Regions from separate parts of the Homo sapiens genome. Here region 2 is linked to region 1. The links are chromatin contacts, found by POLR2A ChIA-PET in ENCODE. All regions are on one chromosome and are shown on one strand. The core of a region is the stretch at or near the end of the contact, and the rest is flanking DNA. Distances in the headings are between cores, read along the strand shown. Region 1 has its middle 44 kb from the start of CD34. Region 2 holds the start of CD34 (CD34 molecule).

Region 1 (4,856 bases), core at 780-3,279:
TGACAAGTTTTTATCTTTTATCCTAAAGGGCAAGATAGTAAATATTTTAGGCTTATGGGGCATACAGGCTCCCTTGCAGTTACTCAACTATGCCCTTGTAGCATGAAACCAGCCTCAGACAATACACAAACAACGGGCGTGTCTCTGTTCCAGTGAAACTTTATTTACAAAAACAGGAATCCGGCCCACGGGCCACAGTTTGCAATCCCTGGTCATTGGGAAAACCTGCTCTTCCAGTATTTCCATGCTCCAAAGAGGAACAGAGGCTCCCATCCACCCGGAGGGCTCCTATCCACACTGAAGACAGGGACCCACTCTGGGGACTAGGCCTCCATCCCTACTAGTCCCTCCCACAAGGTACTAAGAAATCTAGGCTACTTGTTCAAAAAGCCTGGTCTGCATCAGAAACCTGGGCAAAGGTGGAAAAAGCTTTCCAGACATCAAATCAGAGGGCTTCAGAACTGGAAGAAGCTAGATCCCTAAGACTAGACACTTAGGCCTGGAAAAGGAAGTGGTGTGTCCAAGATCACGTAGCTAGCAAAAGTCTCCTGACTCTGTCCAGTGCTCTTACTCCTCCAGGGTGATAAACAGCTTGCTAGAAGAGGCCAAAGACTTGTGGCACATTTCTACAGCACGTCCCCGAGCTATAAGCAAATGGCACAAGACCTTGGGGGAAATAAGTGCATGCGTGTGTGTGTGTGTGTGTGTGTGTGTGTGTGTGTGTGTGTGTGTGTGTTTTTCCAGGTATACCTGGACATAGTTACTAGGGAGAGGAAAACTTAAACAAAAATCCTAACTTTAAAAAGGGATATGGTTTGGTAGAAGATGTGGGTTTTTGTTAGCAGAAATGTCCAGGGTCTGGGCAAGCCCTGGGATAATAAACCAGTACAAGGCATACAGCCTCACTCAATTCCAGGTAATGCCCCAGGCCCTAGGATCTACCTCTACCCACCTTCAAGCTTCATAATCCAATATCCTTCAAATCTTTTCCCAGAACTGACTTCCATTGCATATTTTACTTGCCTGACCATAAACATTTTTATTTGGATACCCTGCCATCATCTTGAAGGCAACATGTCTAAAAGAAAATCAAACATGACTCCCCAAAACAAGTTTGAACTCTAATGTTTCTATTTCTATAAATCACTAAGGTTCAAAATTTCAGCACTTTCTCTTCCCCACGTCCTGTCCTCAAGCCAGAGTAGCACTCCAAATTATCTCTTCTTCTTCATTTCCACAGGCTCCACCCTAACCTATCACCTCCGATCTGGTATGTTGCTAGTCTCCTGCTGGGGACCCCAGATTCCAGGCTTGCAACAATGCCAGATCTTCCCCCATATACTCATCCTCCTTTCATTCACCACAGTCTCTTCAAGGTCAAGGTCCAGTGCTACTCACCTTCGGCTTCCCAGTTCCCAGAACCTCACCTAATATGGGGGGCACACAATAAATGCTGAATGAATGAATCACGGTTTTCATCACAAGATGAAAGAAAAAACTTAAACAAAAATCTTAACTTCAAAAAGGGATACGGTTTGGTAGTTTTCATCACAAGATATCTGCACAAGAAACCTCAGGCCCTTCCTAGTTCCTACTCCCTCGAACCCAGACTGCTGAACTCTGAAGGCCCACCATCATCTCACCCTGCCCACCTCAGCTCCTACCAGCCCAGAAACAGGCTTTTGGCTCCATCTAGCTCATCAATGCTGGACCCTCCTCATGTGCCAGGCATTCCTGCATCCACATCTCTGCCCACGCTCTGCTCACCCTGCCCTGTGATGACGTCCATGCCCTTCCCCCTGCATCTACTCCAACTCCTACGCAACTGCCAACTGCCGAGCTGTGGGGGGAGACAGGGGATGCAGGAAGAGGGGAGATGATAAAGAAGACTGGGGAAAGGGGAGCATGATGAAAACATGCTGGGGTCTCTCTCTGATCCTTGGAAGCATAACCCTCTCAATGGGTCACAGGCGATTTAGAGAAGGAAGAGCCGGGAGGAGGAGCCAAATTTTTCCACTGAACGAAAGGCATGATTTTCATCACTGCTTCTGTTGCCCCGGTAACCAGGGACAGCCCAGTGGAGAGTACAGTAAAAGAACACCATGTTTATCTTTGCTGTCTGATCTACTTCCCTGTACACCCTTCCCTGACCATCCCCTAGCCCCAGGCCTGCTCCAAATCTCTTATAATGCCACCACCATCCTTCTAGTTACCCTTGCTCCTCAAAGGCAGAGCTAATTTCTCCCTCTCTTTATCCAACCCTAAGTACCATGTGTTCTTCCACTGCAACATTTTGGGGTTCATCTCGCCATGCCACCTGCCATGCCAGGGGTCCCCCAAAACAAAGAGCTGGTATCAAAGCACAAGGATGGCTTCTGCTCTACCAGACAGGGCAAGTGGGACTAGTGGGGCAGGAAGGTGAGGAAAACTGCCCAGCCAACCGTGTTCTCATCCCACACAGCTGGTGTGGAGAGGGACCTGGCTCTCCCAGCCCCCCTCCTATGGCTGAGATCAGGAGAAGGAGCCAGGTTGGGGATCGGGGGAGTAGGTTCACCCACAGGCTTCCACAGATCCTGCCTCCCACACGGACACCGTGTCTGCGTGACCTGAGAGCGGAGACACAGTGCTCGCCCTGGAAGATTATATAAGCGTTATATAACATGGTGGCACCAATAAGCACACAGGAGCAGTTGTCGAGTGCCAGGGACAGGCCAGGGGTGGAACCAAACCCAAGGGGCTGGAGGTTCAGCCCTCCTGCCACCAATGCCAAAGCAGCACCAGGCCCTGGCTGCCTCGGCCCTGTCTATACCTGCTCCTTCCAGCCCAGAGGACACAGAGAGAAACTTGCCAGGCTCTGCGCTCTTCTTCCCACTCTGGGCAGCAGGGAGGGGCCGCAAAACCGTCACCACCCTGGGCCATGGCAGCCTCTGCCCATCCGGCCTAAGGCAGCCTAGCTGCCTTTCCTGCAGGGGAGCAGCCATGGGGTCCTCGGCAGGGGAGGGGTGTGGACCAGTAGCCCCCTCCTCTCTGTCCTCCTACCAGAATGTAGGAGCACTTGTTTGGGGAACAAGTGCTGCAACAGCAGCTCCAGGATTGGCTGGGCCAGCCGTTCCTCTGCTCTGTCACTTGCTGTTTCTCTAAAAAACAAAACAAACCGAAAGGGAAAGAAAAAAAAATTAAGCACATTTGACAAATGCCAGATCCCAAATTTTGGTCTACGGTTGCAAAGCTGGAAGGAAGGGGTCCTAAGGAAATTACCCTATTTCCCTACAGCCCCCATCTCCCACCATTCCTGGCCAATTCACCATCTATGAACTTGGGCTGTGAGCCTGAAGATTGCTCCGCAGCCCCTATCTCTGGAGCTGCCTCAGTGGCTGTAGCTCCTTCGGGTAATATTCCCCCTCCCTCTACAGAATGCTCAGAGTCTGCGGCTCCCGGATATACACGCGGGACTAGGCGGCCGGCCTGGGGCAGTTCTGGGCAGTTTGGGCCAGGTCTTAATCAAACTCCTCCACCGTCATCACCACACCCACTTTATTAATTTGGCAGGGGTGGGGGCAGCTGAACAGAGACAGAGCCAAGTGATCTCCCGCAGCACCTGCCCTCTCCTGAGCTATGCCTCTGGCCTTCCCGCCTCCTCCTCCACACGGACCTCCGCGCCCCCTGAAGAAGGGGGGAAAAAGAAATACGCATTAATACCTCGAGCCTTGGCGCACCAGCCCTCGCCCCCTCAACCACCTGTCTCTGCGTTCTCCCCCGCAGCCTTCCTCAACTCTGGGCGCCCCCTCTGCAGCAAAGGGGCACCACGCCCACTGCGGAGAGGAGAAATGCAAGGTGGGGAGCGGACAGGGGCTCACTTGAGGGCCCGGGGGCTGCTCACTCACCCCTGCGCGCAGCTGGCCCTGGCCCCAGAGCCTGGGGCCCGCCCGGAGCTGCTCCAGGCCGCGACCGCTCCCACCCCCGCGGCGAGGCCAGCAGCGCCCCAAGGCCGCGCTGCAGCCGGGGTGGGGCGCGACCGGAGCGCGGCCGGGGCCCTGGGCATCGTCCCCAGGGAGCCCACCCTACCCCGGGACGCTCGGGGACCGCCCTGCAGGCCCGGCCCAAGGTGCCCACTCCCACCTGGCCGAGTCCCGGCTCTTACCTCGGCGGCCTTCCGCCCTCCGGGGGTACTGCGCAAACAGGCTCTCCCCCGGCCCCCGCCCGCCAAGCGCCCCGCTGCAGGCCCGAGATGCGCAGCCGCTGCGGACGCCGGCTCCGCGGCGGCCGCTTCCCGGGCGTGTGAGCTCAGCCTGCCCGCGCGCCCGCGCTTCCCACGCTCGGCGTCCCGCGCGGCGCCACCCAGCGGCCGCGTCGGGCGCTGCACGCTCGTGTCCGGGAAAATCTGCAGCAGCCGGGCCTGCCAACTGATTCGGAAATTCCCAGAATTTGACCATGGGCTTGCGGCGGGGCGGGAGACCTGTCAGGCCGTGTGGCCGTCGCTAGACTCGGGGCAGAGCAGCTCCCACCCACCCTGTCTCTGAAGGGGACTCCAGAGTCTTTGCAAGATATTCTGATTTCCCCCCTGTTCCTCTGACCTTGCCTCGCCATATTTCTTCCAGGGCAGTGGAGACTGTGGGGATGCTGGTGACTCCTTGTAAAATGGGGGTGGAGAATCGAGGGGTGGGAAATGGGTGGGAAGCGCTCGAGGCTGGCATCTCAAGGCCTCCATGGGCCCGTCTAGAGATCCGAGGTGTGCACTGAGTCACTTCCCGAGCTTGTTAGAACACACATGCACAGATGCCCCAGCCTACCTGTAAATTCTAATTCGGAAATTTCAACTGCTGTTTTTAACCTTTTCTTGTACCTACACCCTTCTG
Region 2 (4,856 bases), core at 723-3,222, 44 kb after region 1:
TCCCTCCCCACCAAAAGCTGGGATATTCTCAGCATATCAGTCCAAAGTTTTGCCAAGGTTGTGTTGCTCCCCCAACCCCAACCTCGGCAGGCCAAGGCGAGACTGGCACTTACCAGCTGAGGAAATAAGAAAAGGGTGGACCTCATTCGGCTGAGGACCAGGTCATCACAAGCTGTGTAGCCAAAGGAGAATGGAGCATCTGATTGGAATCTGCACCACTGGCCAACTCACCCCTGTTTTTTTGTTTTTTGTTTTTTGTTTGTTTGTTTGTTTTGAGAAGGAGTCTCGCTCTGTCTCCCAGGCTGGAGTGCAGTGCCAGGATCTTGGCTCGCTGCAACCTCCGCCTCCTGGGTTCAAGGGATTCTCCTGCCTCAGCCTCCCGAGTAGCTGGGACTATAGGGGTGTGCCACCATGCCCAGCTAATTTTTGTAATTTTAGTAGAGATGGGGTTTCACCATGTTGGCCAGGATGGTCTCGATCTCTTGACCTCATGATCTGCCTGCCTCGGCCTCCCAAAGTGCTGGGATTGCAAGCGTGAGCCACTGCGCCCGGCCGACTCACTCCTGTTATGAGGGCCTAGTCTAGCACCCACTCTAGAATTTTGAAACCTCATTGATAGCTTTTCCTTGCCCCAAAGCACACATCCAGGACTGCCAAACAGGGCAACCCAAAACTTCTCTCAGAGCTTCCTCCAGCCCAGGGGCAGCTGTCCCCAGCTGGGCGGACCCAAAGATGGACAACAGAGGAGACTGGGAACAAAGAGGTCTAGTCCAGGTCACTCTGCAGGGCCACAGTGGGTGGCCCTTAGGATGTAGTGAGAGTACAGAATTGGGAGCCCTAGAGTGCTGTAAGCAAAAGGGAGAGCAATGTACAAAGTTTCAAAAGTTTCAAACCTTCCAAGTGCAAAGAGATGAGGTGGAGAATGTCATTCCCCAAGGAAAGTAATCGAGTATAAATATTTACCGGGTGCCTATTTTTTTTTTAACCGAAGTGAGAGCAAGACCTTAAGAGTAAGGATATGTGTAGGTGAGTGGGGGCAGTGTTCTAACCCATCCACTAGCTTTAGAACTTGGAGCAGGGGCAGAGGAAGAAAACTCCAAAAGGTGACAAGTTTTGAAATTTGTGCAGGGGTGACGGTTTTTGGTAAGGCGAGCGAGGCTGGGCGCAGAGCAAATTCTGTCTACTTCTACCTCCTCCGCGGTGGGGTTGCTGAAGTGGGAATTCAAACTCAGCTTCCCAATCTTAAATGCAAGGTTTTTGTTTGGTTGGTTGTTTGGTTTTGTTTTTCCTTTTCACGGACTGTTCATTCCGAACACCCCTGGCCTGGGACCTGGAGCCTCATCCCTGATTCGCTTCCCTCGAATTCCTTAATGTCCACTTCTGGCTCTCCCAGTCCCTGTGCAAGGTGGGCACACCGGCCCCTTCCCAGCAATCCGCTCCGTGTCTATACTTTCTGAATCAACCAAGAGCCACAAAACTTTTCCTGCTTCTCTCCTCCCCAGTCTCCCGGTTCTGGCTGCAACTTCGCACTCCGCGCCTCTGGCAACCAGAAGAGACCCTGGCATCTCCAAAGCGCTTTATCTCAGTCCATTGGAACCAGTCGTGCTGACCGATTCACACCTCGGCTAACGCACACTCGCGGGGGTGATGGCCTTCCCTTCCCCTCCCACCCCCGTCAGCTCCCAGGTGAGGCGCTGGCCCCGGGGGGAAGCAGCTGTGGGCGGCAGTGCGTGGGTTGGGCAGGGGTCCCTTCCCTCCGTGAGACTCTGCTCTGCTGTTCAGCCTCCCAGAAAGCCTCCACCCTCCCCGCGGCGAAGCCAAGCGGCCGCGGCGCGCGGGCGGTACTCACGCAGCAAACTCAGCAAGCAAAGCGCGGTCCAGCCCCGCGGCATCCTGGGCCCTGCGCGCGCGCCCCTGCGGACCAGCATCCTTCCCGCGCGGCTCCTAGAGAGACGCACCGAGTGGAAGACACTACTCGGCTTGGCCAGGACGCGCTCTTCCCGCCCCCTCCGCCCGGGAGAGGGGTGGGGGATTCTTGCTTTTTTCCTCTCTTCTCCCCTCCCTTTTTAGTCTTGGCAAGGCAGCGCCTCTCCTTGGCTGCTACTAACTTGAGCTCCCCTGGTTGGTCCCAAAGGCGGAGGGCGTTAGGAGGGAGGCTGGGTTGCCGCCGTCGAGGCCAAAAAAGGTGGAGGTTTGTTCGGGCTCCAGATGCCTCGTTCAGCTTTCTGGAGAGGCCCCATCCCACTTCTTCAAGCTCCACTTCCACTTAACTTTTAACCCCTTTGTGGCAGCCTTGCCGGTGGCCAGGGCAGGGGCAAGTTTCCTCCGATTTTTTCCCCACTTTTCTTTCCTTGTGATTTTCCTTTATTTTTAAGTTGTAAGCCAGTAACAATCTTGCAAAAGGAATCTACTGTAAGGACCTCAGTTTAGAAGTGTGAGCATTTCGTTAATCAGGTAAAACTTAACCACAATGTGGCACATTTAGTGATAGCCTCACCAGATCCTGTGCTGTGTGTGAGTGAAGCGTCAGGAGTGAGCAGGTATACGTGACTATAAGTATTCATTTTGGCTGTCCAAACCATTCTTGGAGACTTTTTCTTTCTTTTCTTTTCTTTTTTTTTTCCTGCAAGACCTTTTTGTGTTATGTTAACTTTTTGCTAACTTGTGTTAACTTTTCCTGTGACCTTCCATATTTCCCCATTTAGTTCCCCATCACCATCATCCTAAAGAAAAAGGACTTCCCTGGATGCCTTCTCACCAGTTATCCCCTCTCCAGCCCTGGGTCTAAGCCACTAGGGATTTCACCTTGCTCTCCCATCAGAAAAAGGACTTTCTGTGACTCCATCCTCCACCACTTGATAGATCCTTGAGCTTCCTGTTCCTCACCAGTTCCTCTGGGTGTTGGTTGTACTGAATAGAAGAAACTCTGAGCCGGGTAGGCAGCCTAGTCTTGGGGACGTAGAGACGGGAGAAAGGAGAAGCCAGCCTGGGCAGATGATGGCACCAGGGGAGGATCAGATAAGGTATAACCTGGGAGAGGCTGCTCTGATATCCAGAGCAGAATCATGAAATTATAAATACTCAGTTCAGGCTCTTCCATGATGTCTGTACCACATAGCCTAAAGGGAAAAAAGAGAAGCCAGACCAGCACTCTGTGGTCCTTTCTGATTTCTCCGCAGACACTCTAGCATTATAAAAGTAGCTTTACCTTTATAGTCCATCTCAAACCTACTATGCGTTGGGGTTGCACAGGAGAAGGATCCAGGTCTAAAAACAAACCCAAAATCTCCTTATTCTGGTCTTGTTGCCTAGCATTCCTTTAAACAGGGAACAAAGTCTTTCATCACACAATAAGAGCAAAGGCCTGATATGCTAATTTGATTGAATACAACGGAATGGTATGAATCTGTTTCAAAGTACAAATGATGATTCAGAACTGATCACATAGTGATGGCAAGGGCCTGGGGACAGAAGGAGTGGCAAACATGCATTTTAAAATCAGTCATTGGTCCTTGGGACTCCCAATTAACAGGGAAAAGGAGTTAGTTCCAACACTGCCAGGCCCCCCACTCCCCTCAACTTCCTCAGCTCCAGGGACCGCTCGGTCTGCTTCAGGCATCCAGTGTGCAGTTGAGAACAAATGTGGGGTTGTAATCCCTGCTAGATATGAAAGCTAATTTGGTCCACTTTAACTTCCATTTCCAGATTTTTTTTTTCTGGTTACTTTAAATACCATTTGTCTCCCATAGCTGGACCACGGGAAACAGGGGAAATAACTTGTCTTTCTTTAGTACCTGAACTTCTTAACTAGCTTTGGGAGCAAAGAGAGAGAGAATGATTCTGTGGAGCAGAGTTTTCTCAAAGCATGGTCTACACAGAATCAAGGGTGAGGGCCAGAATCTGTACTTTGAGTAAGTATTCTCCATGACTCATGCACACTGAGGTTCAAGAAGCCCTGGTATAGAAAGAACACTTGCTGGGTACAAGGAGCAAGGGCGAAGTGGATGTCAGGCTTCAGGGAGGAAAAATAGAAGTAGGGGATATGGGAGGCTGGCAAATCCCTTCCTCTGAGAGACCAGAGCTGTTTCTTCTCTGGCTTGCAAAGGTTATGGATAGCCCCAGAACTACAAAGCTAGACAGTGATTGGCCACTCTTCATATTTTCCAGGGTCACTGAGACTCATCACCCCAAGCACACACACCCTTGCCCAAGCCACCCCCAAACACACGTTCTGGCCACTGGACACAAGGGTACCCAGGGACCCCAGCCTTACATTTCCTCACAGGCCAGGTAGAGTTGAGCTATGTAGTCTCTTCAAAGTTCTAGCCTTTCTGGGCTGCTCCTCAATTCTCTGCTCTCCTGCTTCATAAGCTGTTGCTAGAAGATGTTAGCTACACCGCACAAAATGGAGGATACAACAGAAATACACTGAGTCAGAGGCTGTCTCAGGCCCTTTACAGACCCTTGGAGGTCACAACCACTTTTACTATTAAACATCCCTTACCTCACCCCTCCCCAAAATACACACGCATCATGTCAATCAACCTAAAAGAGGACCTCATCCTATGTCAAATATGTCTGATGTTAAAAAAGTAAGGAAAATGGTTGTTATAATTCTGAATTTTAAAATATATTCATTTTGTTCTTATAATTCAAACTTTATTATATTTACATGAAACTATGAAAGAGTTGAATTGCAGTTTACAAGTTGAGTTGACATTTTTGTAGGCATTTAATGAAAAATTTGTGAATTTTGATTTTCCAATTTTATATTTTGGAACCAAGACTTTTTTCCCACATTGCAAACTTTTTTTTTTTTTTTTTTTTCAGTTTGGCAGGGATCCTTAGCGGTAGAA

Evidence for each region. ChIA-PET counts read pairs that join two places held with the same protein, here RNA polymerase II (POLR2A).
Region 2: POLR2A ChIA-PET joins it to region 1 with 11 read pairs in activated CD4-positive, alpha-beta T cell. The contact joins the promoter of CD34 here to the enhancer-like site in region 1. POLR2A ChIA-PET finds 5 or more read pairs at or near these places in 5 of 52 experiments (BJ, CD8-positive, alpha-beta memory T cell, GM12878 and 2 more).

The regions. Positions count from the first base shown.
Region 1 is chr1:207,864,887-207,869,742 of GRCh38, forward strand. No RefSeq gene overlaps it. Among named protein-coding and RNA genes, the nearest start is that of CD34, 44 kb to the right of the region's middle. RefSeq lists enhancers at 3,356-3,405, 3,486-3,665 and a silencer at 3,936-4,325. Within about 2 kb of position 2,030, at least 33 of the 41 ENCODE cell types and tissues checked have a DNase peak (open chromatin) inside an H3K27ac peak, as active enhancers do.
Region 2 is chr1:207,909,153-207,914,008 of GRCh38, forward strand. CD34 (CD34 molecule) reads right to left here and starts at 1,973. Exons shown (of 8, transcript NM_001025109.2): 1 at 1,850-1,973. The coding sequence starts at 1,928. LOC107985253 (a long non-coding RNA gene) reads left to right here and starts at 1,216. Exons shown (of 4, transcript XR_001738424.2): 1 at 1,216-1,405; 2 at 1,503-1,686; 3 at 4,831-4,856.